Regions from separate parts of the Homo sapiens genome. Here all the other regions are linked to region 2. Evidence: chromatin contacts called from ENCODE Hi-C or POLR2A ChIA-PET data. All regions are on one chromosome and are shown on one strand. Each heading gives the region's core, a stretch centred on a gene start or an enhancer-like site at or near the end of the contact. The rest is flanking DNA. Distances are from core to core; before and after follow the strand shown.

Evidence for each region. A loop is a pair of places that touch in the nucleus more often than their neighbours do. ChIA-PET counts read pairs that join two places held with the same protein, here RNA polymerase II (POLR2A). Pooled maps may share reads with other maps.
Region 1: a loop to region 2 is called in a map of naive thymus-derived CD4-positive, alpha-beta T cell, with 4 times the contacts of the local background. The contact joins the enhancer-like site here to the promoter of C1orf53 in region 2. A Hi-C loop is called at or near these places in 1 of 168 maps with a recorded cell type or tissue (naive thymus-derived CD4-positive, alpha-beta T cell) and 5 of 50 pooled maps. POLR2A ChIA-PET finds 5 or more read pairs at or near these places in 1 of 52 experiments (activated CD4-positive, alpha-beta T cell).
Region 3: POLR2A ChIA-PET joins it to region 2 with 12 read pairs in OCI-LY7. The contact joins the enhancer-like site here to the promoter of C1orf53 in region 2. POLR2A ChIA-PET finds 5 or more read pairs at or near these places in 2 of 52 experiments (OCI-LY7 and naive thymus-derived CD4-positive, alpha-beta T cell).

Annotation. Positions count from the first base shown.
Region 1 is chr1:198,620,082-198,623,108 of GRCh38, forward strand. No RefSeq gene overlaps it. Among named protein-coding and RNA genes, the nearest start is that of PTPRC, 17 kb to the right of the region's middle. Within about 2 kb of position 1,575, at least 10 of the 41 ENCODE cell types and tissues checked have a DNase peak (open chromatin) inside an H3K27ac peak, as active enhancers do.
Region 2 is chr1:197,901,244-197,904,133 of GRCh38, forward strand. It overlaps C1orf53 (chromosome 1 open reading frame 53), which reads left to right and starts at 1,387. Exons shown (of 3, transcript NM_001024594.3): 1 at 1,387-1,670. The coding sequence starts at 1,407. RefSeq lists silencers at 1,272-1,421, 1,592-1,841.
Region 3 is chr1:198,655,305-198,658,086 of GRCh38, forward strand. The region is part of intron 2 of PTPRC (protein tyrosine phosphatase receptor type C); the gene reads left to right. PTPRC-AS1 (PTPRC antisense RNA 1) reads right to left here. Exons shown (of 3, transcript NR_199042.1): 3 at 2,249-2,517. Among named protein-coding and RNA genes, the nearest start is that of PTPRC-AS1, 10 kb to the right of the region's middle. Within about 2 kb of position 1,432, at least 15 of the 41 ENCODE cell types and tissues checked have a DNase peak (open chromatin) inside an H3K27ac peak, as active enhancers do; they include OCI-LY7, where a contact is called at or near this core.

The DNA of each region.
Region 1 (3,027 bases), core at 325-2,824, 720 kb after region 2:
TATGCCTTCATTCAGGGGAAATGGGCCCTTACACTAAGATAATGTTTTCCATATTTAAATATTGGCATATATGAACCTTAGAGATTCTGAAGTTTAAATCATTTGTTTTGGCAATTACAAAACTGAGACTTGCTAACTTGATTAGAAAGTCAAGCAATTTGTAGAACACCACTCAGCTAATTAATAGCAGTAAAAAGACTAGATCCTAGATCTTTGATTTTTAGTTCTACCATTCACTATATCACTACTAGTGAATTTTTCTGATGCTTTCTTGAGAGTATGGTCTTTATAGTATGTCAACAATTGTAAACTTGCAGCTAAAATAGCTGATCATATCCGTCTACAGGGAGGCACTACACATTTGCGTGAATACTTCCTCTTCTATTTGAAAAGTGTAGATTTACTTACATTCTTTTAAATATATCAGCACAGACTATCAGGCCGAGGATCACTGTCTTCCAACACAGTAAACATGGACCTGGTTCTTGTGCTCCAGAGAAACAAATGAAAGAGCAGGCCTCAAGGAATTTTGTTCATTGGGATCAGTGGGATCACAAGTATAGATCTAAAGAATGGAGTTCCTTCAGAGCTCACTTCAGGTGGCCAAGATGAAAATATGTACTTTCCTTCATAATATACTTAAGAAGATAAGGTCAGTTTTGTCATTGATCTGGTCCTATTCACCTTGTTTTTCTCTCTTAAATTATTTCTTTACCATTGTGGAGATAATCAACCGCATGGTGTCATCACTCATTTATCTCTAAGCATAACAGACATTTTCAACCCATTTCAGGTGTCCTCAAATTATTCATTTTTTATTTAAATGAAGAATTGTCCAGAGTTAGCATGTAAATATTAGCTAAGGGCAGGATGTGTGTGTGTCATGGAGGGGAGGACCTCTCCTGTTTAGGAGGAACTGCTGGCCCTAATATGCATGTCACATACATATGAACCTTGATCGGCTGTCATGCGGAAGGAATTACACTTCCGCTGGCCTCCCCTACCACAACCACAGGTGGAATCTAAGCTAGGCACTGAACTTGGCTCACACAGCTGTGAGCTTGCGCTGAGTCTCATCCTTTGCTGTGGAACTCCCTCTGCTGCTTCCTGCCCCAGCAAACTCCCCTCTACCCAGCCACTGGAAAGGAGTCCCACAGGAGGGGAGGGACAGTAGAGTAGAGCCCAGCTTCTCTGTCCAACACATAAAAGCTCTGAAAGGCAGTTATAAAAGGCTGAACTGGGAGCAGGTATTGTTAAAAAGGGAACCACTGACTTCCTGTGAGCACATGTTCCTGTCTCACTCTTGCTCTGCAGCACAGTAGAGGCTGTTTAGTTCATCACAAAGGAAGTGCATCAGCACTCCTGAAGATGCTACTCTAAGGGCACCTTTGAGTTGTGGGCCAGGAAGGCATTCCATAGTAAGACGAAGGAAAGGCCAAGTTCCTATTGTTAGCGTCACTATGCTTCTGGTTTTATAGTTTCCTAAGTTATTGCCACAGGTCATGGATCTGTGGCGCTCAAATGTTCGCTCACAAGGTTCACAGCACATTCTTTGCAGTTGCACCACCCAGCTAGGAGGGGCGAAACCAATGGAGCATTTTAGGCAGAGCTCATTTCCGCCCACATCAAAAGTAAGAGAGAAGTTTGTGGAGAGCTACATTTGAGCCCTCCATTAGCTGTTTTACATCTTGTAGGCCAAGGTGACACTTTCTACACTATGTGCTGGTGAGATACCACATGGACAAAATGTTGTAGAGGACCCAGCCTGAAAAATGCTCAGGCTTTAAGTCTGAGCAATCTCCACCACATCTCTACTCCACATCCCACCCCTCCTGGAATTTTAAGTCAGGAGACACATTGTGAGTGCATGGACAAAATAAAGAAAAGAAAGAGAGAGAGAAGAGGGAGGGAGGGGGAGAGAGAGAAAAAGTATATCAATTAAAAGTTTGCTGAAAGAGTCATGACATAAAGAAGATGAAAGAAAAAAACAAATTAGATTGTTACCAAGCTGTACATTCTTTGTTGAGGGAGAATAGAGATGAATTGGTAGCAGAGAGGAAGAAAAAGGAAGCATTTTAAGATGCAAAACAGGAGAAATCAGACTTAAGCAAGAATGGAGAAATAACTACATTTATCCACATCAGCTGTATCTTACCAGTTTGACTACTCTAAATGCTTGGGGATAATCTGGGAGTTTTTCACTGCTCCCCTCCTGCTGACAGTCCCAAACATATTGATGAGGCATTTTTAATAGCTTTCACCTCTGGCTCCTACTACAGCTTCATGTCTTTTTCCTTGGTTCTTATCCTCATCGTGGTGTCATGATTATTGTCCTCTCAGTCAAGCCCATCCTGTGCTACTGACTGAATGATTTTTATTAAAAATAAATTTTCCCCTATGCCTCTCCTGCTTACAATGCCTTATGATCCTTGATTGCTCACAGATTGAAATCCAAATCTTTGAGGATCCCATTCAAGATCTTTCAGTGCCTGAGTATAGCTCGTCTCTCCAAATTCTTCTTCTGCATATTATGTGCCTGCTAAAGAAAGTACTTACAGTTGTTCAAATGAGATGTTTCTTTTGGAAACCTCCCTGCATTCCTACCTGCTAACCCCCTATTTGGAAGTTAATTGTTGTCTTCCCCCACTCAGCTCACAGGTGTCCCCTGTGCACCTTCTACTGCCCACTCAAGCATAGTTGATCACTTCCTCCTTTAGGTCTCAATGCCATGACAATTTAATCACACTCCATTTTCATTATTTTTTATAAGTCTGTTTCACTACTTGGTACTGAGCTTCTGCTTGTAGAATGTGCACTTTGTTCTTACTTATTTTTGTGTTCTTGGGTCCTATTGCCAGTGCCTTGAATATACTAGATATAAGTCTAAAAATATTTGTTAAAGAATAAGTAAATGAATATTTCAGTGGAAGAAACTCTTTTCCCATGTGGGGACTTTGCACTTTCTGTCACAAAATTTGACTTAATCTAACTTAGGCAAAGATGTAATTTATTGGCTAAGAGAAAACG
Region 2 (2,890 bases), core at 137-2,636:
ATCTATATAAGATAGTTCCATTTATTTTCTATTTAAATCTGGTCTAGTCTATTTCATTCCTGTAAAATGCTGTCTCTACCCTTTGAATCGATGTCATGGCCTATTAGTGGATCCTGATCCTTAATTTTAAAGACAATGCAGTAAATCAATCTCAGGTTTTTGTTGGTGCGGGGACCTGACTTATGGTGAATGTGAATAACATCACAGTTGTTCATTTTTGGTGATCTCATGTTTGGTCCCACTCTTCCACAGCTTTCTCTAGGGTCCCTCCTTCGCTTTCCAGATTTTAAACTCTCCTCAGATTACTTAACAGTCTCCAGATCCTAATTTTTTATTCCAACAAAAAGAAAATCAATTTGCAAAATATAATACCAATTTATTAATTCACTGAGATTTTTAATGAACCAATAGGGTTGTTTCAATCACCTCCTACTAAGATTTAAGAAAATGAAAATATGACTACAGGGTTGCATGGTAAACACAGAAACCAAAAAACACGTAGTGATGGTCTATAGTGGCTTAGTCGCCTTTCTCCTGTACAACTGAATAATCTACTTTTGTCCTCAAAGATCAATTCCTGCCCTCCCAGTATTGAAGAGCACTAACAAAATTGGTACTCTTCAGCCCTCCTTTTCTTGAAACCCAGACGGGGGGTAGGAAGATGGGGTGGTGTTAATTTAATCCTAACACCTGAAATTACTTCCCGGGCTTGCCGTAATTTTCTCAAATACAATTATGTGACGGTATCAAGATCACTTTCATCCATCAGAAAGGAGATAATAGTTTTAGGTTGGATTTTGTAAATATTCAGCAACATGAACACAACACCTTTTCTTATTCAGTGTGCGATTTTACTTTTGGCCCTTATTCTAGGGTGGGCCAAAGAACCAAGCAAAGAAGGCTCCGCTTCCACCTTTATTCCTATCACATACTACCTGGAAACACTCAGCCTTTTCTGGATAGGCCCAAGGTGGTTATTCACAAACCTCGGGTCTTTTGATCACTTTCTGGGATCTTAACAGTTGTGGAGATTATACTGAATGATCCCAAGTCCAGTCTGACATAACAAAAAATGTCCACCTTTCAGCTGGGTGGGCGCGGGGGAAGAAGGAAGAGCTTAGAATTTAAGTCCAAAGATGTGGAAACACCAGGCTCTTCCCCGTCCAGGCAGCTCATCAGAGCCTCGTTAGCTGCCTTAAAAGCCCATTTTATTTCCGCAGCGGGCCCGCTGGTGAAGGCAGAAGGCTCAGTCCGTCCGCCTCCACCTGCTGCCACGGCAGCGCGAACCGACCCCACGCAGCGATGGCCACGAGCTGCCCAAGACCGGCTCGCCGCGCCCAGGCCCGCGTTGGTCGCCCCTCCGGGCCCCAGCGCCGGGTGCTCCGCCTCCCAAGGCCGGCGGCGGCATGGCGGCCAGGCAGATCTGGGCACGGACGGGTGCCGCGCTCTGCAGGCAACCTTCCGCCGCCCCGCCGCCAGCACCTCTCTGGGTAAGAGCTGGGTTCCGACAGCAGCTCAGCTTAACCCTCTGCCCTGCTAACGAGGGAAACTGCGGCGGCTCCGCGCCCAGCACGCCCGGTAGGCCGGAGAGAGCGGCGAGGCCTTCGGTGAGCGAAGAGTTAACCGCGGCGGAGCGACAGATCGCGGAGCTGCACGCTGCCGCCTGCGCGGTGAGACTCCCTCCTGCCCGCCCCGCCCCGCCGCGGCCGCCCCGGGCTCGGCGCGCCTGCGCATCCCGGGCCTCTCCGGACCCGGAGGCCGCCCGGCAGAGGCAAAGGTTGCTGGATACCGGTGCGGTCCTGCCTCGGGCGACATTCGCGCACGCACACGAACTTCCAGCCCCGACATTTTCGCGGGAAACCTGTGTCTGTCTTGAGTATGAGTGTGATTTGTTTTCCGATCAGCGTCCGAGCTAAACTCCGGTCGCAGTGTGGGACCCACTACCACTCTTTTGTGGTGTATGTGTGTGTGTGTTGCGGAAGGGGGTGTTAAGGAATTGATGGAGAAGGTGGAGGGACTGAGAAGTCACAACAAAAATGTGTTGTGTGTTTTTCTGCATTGTCAGTTGAACACTTAGCAATCCAGTGATTCTTAGAGTGAGAAAAAAAGACATTGACACATTTATTTTAATTTTTCCATTGCCTTCTTGTCCTTTCTCTTAACTCTTAACGGAGCAGAGGGAACTACAATCTGGCATTTGTAGACACTCAGCTGTTTTCTCCTGTTTTGCGGATTTGACAATTGTCTGTTAGTACCAGTATCTAAACTTCTCTCCCTTTACGCCTTCTAACACAGTCTGCGTGAGTTTAAAGGCAGCATGGTTACCTTTACAAAAGAAACAGTGAGAAAAAAAGAGAAACTGACTATAATAAAGATAGAAAAGCAGTATGAAATGAACCCATTTAATAAGCTATGTGTGTGTGCCTCCAGTACTTGATGGGACTAATATTATATGGTATGACTTGAGCCAAAGGGGTAGAGAAGAAAATCCCGGAGGTTGCCTAAAATTGACTTATTTAAATAATGACAGTTAGTAGGCCCTGAGAATCCACTGTCGGTCTGACCCATTCAAGTGCTGAAACTGAATAAAGACTCATTAGGAAGTGACTGGCAGCTTTTGATTGTTCTTGTTTATGCTCTCCTTTTAAAAATAATGTATATAATTTGTTCTCATACTTCGCAATATAGATATGGTGGATATTAAAGAAAAGTGTCATTCTCCTTAGAGCAAACACCAGTATCATGTGAAGAAATTTTCAATCAGTCTAGGGAAGGAAAGGAACTTTTTCTCACTCGGGAAATTCACATTTGTTTCATCAGTGTCAGTATCACAGGTTAAATGACTATCCAGGTGACCATAAGTAAGCCCAGTAAATAACAAGCTGCTTGT
Region 3 (2,782 bases), core at 182-2,681, 750 kb after region 2:
TTTATACAACAATTAATTTTAGAGAAGCAAGAGACCTTAGAAATAATCTATTTCAACGCATCTATTTTACAAAAAAGAAAATTGAAACTCATAGATATTTAGTGACTTGTCCTTTGTTACACCAAAAATGAGGGAACTTGGTCTAGAATTCCTCCAGCATATTATGAGGTATTTGTTCTGTGGCCTGATACAATGAAATGAATGTTGGATTAGGCATTTTGGGACAAGTTTTGAATCCTAACTCTATTACTAATTCCTCTTCACTAGACTGAGATTCTGGTATGTGGTATTCAATAAGTGACTTGACTTCTTTAAGCCTGGTTTCTTTTTCAGTGAGATTTACAGCTTAGACTAGTTTCTGAATCTTGACCCTGTGGACAATCTAGTTGGAGAACTGAGATGACCTGGGCATTGTAGGATGTTTAGCAACATTCCTGCCTCTGTAAACTAGACACAGCAGCACATTTACCCAACCTGCTCTGACTGTGACAACCAGAAATGTCTCCAGGCATTGCCAAATGTCAACTGAGGGCAAAATTGCCTACCCTAGCCACCTTAACTGAAAACTACAAACTTCATTGAAATAATTTCTTTATGGCTCCCAGCAGTAACACTGTGCTATTCTAGACCAGTTGGTTAAACTACTGGATGCTTCATCAGAAAGCACCCACTAAGCATCACTCACCATGAAGTTCGTTGGGTACTCTATACAATGAACAAAGGAGATATCACATAATTTTTAAAAAACTTAAAAGATTCACAGGTGAGAATTTTGTAGTAACAATTAAGTATTAACTATTAGAAAAATTTAAGAAGTTTTAACAAAATGATATAAAAATATATTCACTATAAGTAGGATGTAATTTTTGTCCTGTAAGAGTTATCCATGTATTTACGAATTGTACCTACCAGAGGTTACAAAAATTTGGTCATTATTTGAAAGATTAACAGGGACTTATTTCCAATCATAGATGTTCACTATACTATTCTAAGACATTTGCAACTGTGTAAGGCAGTCATTTCCAGTAAGAATTGCTAGAACAAACATTAAGCATTTCACAGTGAAAAGGGTCATAGGTATATTTTCATCCTTTGCATATAGAAGAAATAGCAATCTATTATTCTCAGTTTTTGACTTAAAAGGTATTGTTGCTTCCCTTTCTTTCCCTCCCCTACTCAAGTTTTTGCCCATGGATCCAGATACCTACAAGGGCCTAATACAGGGAAAGTGCACTGTGTATGAGCTATGAAGGCACAATGGAAGCTTGCCTGGCAATCAGTGCCAGAACAGACAGCTAGTCTGATGAATTCTGCTACACATCACAGGGCTACTAGTTTTTTGTTTTTTGTTTTTTTTTTTTTTGTCATACATTACTGCAAGTTCCCTGAGGAAGTTTACTGATCTGTAGTTTTACGAGAAATGCACGTCATGGAGGTGGCGTGGGGGAGCGGGTGAACAAGGAAACTTTAGTTGCTATAAAACAGGAGCTGAGAGCTCAAGCAGGTTGGTTATGTTCTGCCAGATGGAGATAAAACTGTGGCAGCCACATCCTGTGACTAGAAATTGTTTAAGTAGGCAGACCTGTTGGAGGACTAAAGAACATTAGGCAAGGAGATTAAATTAGTGTAGGAAAAAAAATCAGTTTTGTTTAAAACGAAATATCTACTTGTGTTAATAGAACATTCTAACTCCACCATAGGATGGAATCAAGAGGTTTTTTTTTTAATACATATAGTGTATATATATAAATATATATATACACACACACACACTGTATGTATTCCTATGTAGATTAAATATTTTGATTTACCTCTTTCTAGTAAAGCAAAGTTCATTCTGAAATCCAAAATATTCACTTACTAGAGCAGAAAAAAATTAGCTGTGCATTTATGCTGATCACAGTGTAGATAATTAATCTTTAAGAAAGTAGGTTTTTATGTTTATAGTTGATAAAGTGTTAGTGGCAAGAACTTTTTCTGTTATTGAATATTATCATCAGATTACTCGTGCTTTCCATTTTATTCCTTTAAAAAAATCCAACTTTTGTAAGCCACCACTATTTTCTGAAGATTTTATTTCTCTCTAAGCTAAGAAAGGATGTCAAGAATAAACCATTTTCTCCTTTTAAATAAAAATGCATTCACTATAGATATTCATTTGAAATCTCAAACATACCTGAATTAAGTATACTCAGTTTTGTGAGTGAAAATTAATTATTATTTAAAACAAAACAAAACAAAAAAAATGTTCAGTGTTTTCATTTTACTTCTCTTGCTGCTTTTGGGCTCTGACTGGGCCCGGAAGCAGAAGTTGCAAAACATTATGAGAAAACTTTTGCTCTTTTCTTTTTTTTCTTCAATCTCCACCCATATGGAAATACCAGAAATCTGAAACCCCATTCTTGCTAAATATTCTTCTCAGGATTGTATCTCTACTGCAGGTCTTCTATGACGTTTTACAGCTGGCCTCTTTCCATTCAGAATTGCTGTTCATCTTTGAATGTCTCTGCTTTACTCCTGAATGAACACAAACACATTTTTTTTAGGTTTCTTGTTGACATTGGCTTTCTTTATAGCCCATAAAAAATGCATTTGTGGCATCTCTTCCACAGACAAAAATAGTATAATTATGATTCAATACTCGATGAATGTGTGTTAAACTAAACTGTGCCCAAGCTCTGTGCAACAGTACAGGTTTTTCACCTTTCCAGGGGAGAGATGTGGAGCACATATACATTTCAGCCATCCTACATGCCCACAGGGACATCTTTCTGGTCTGTCT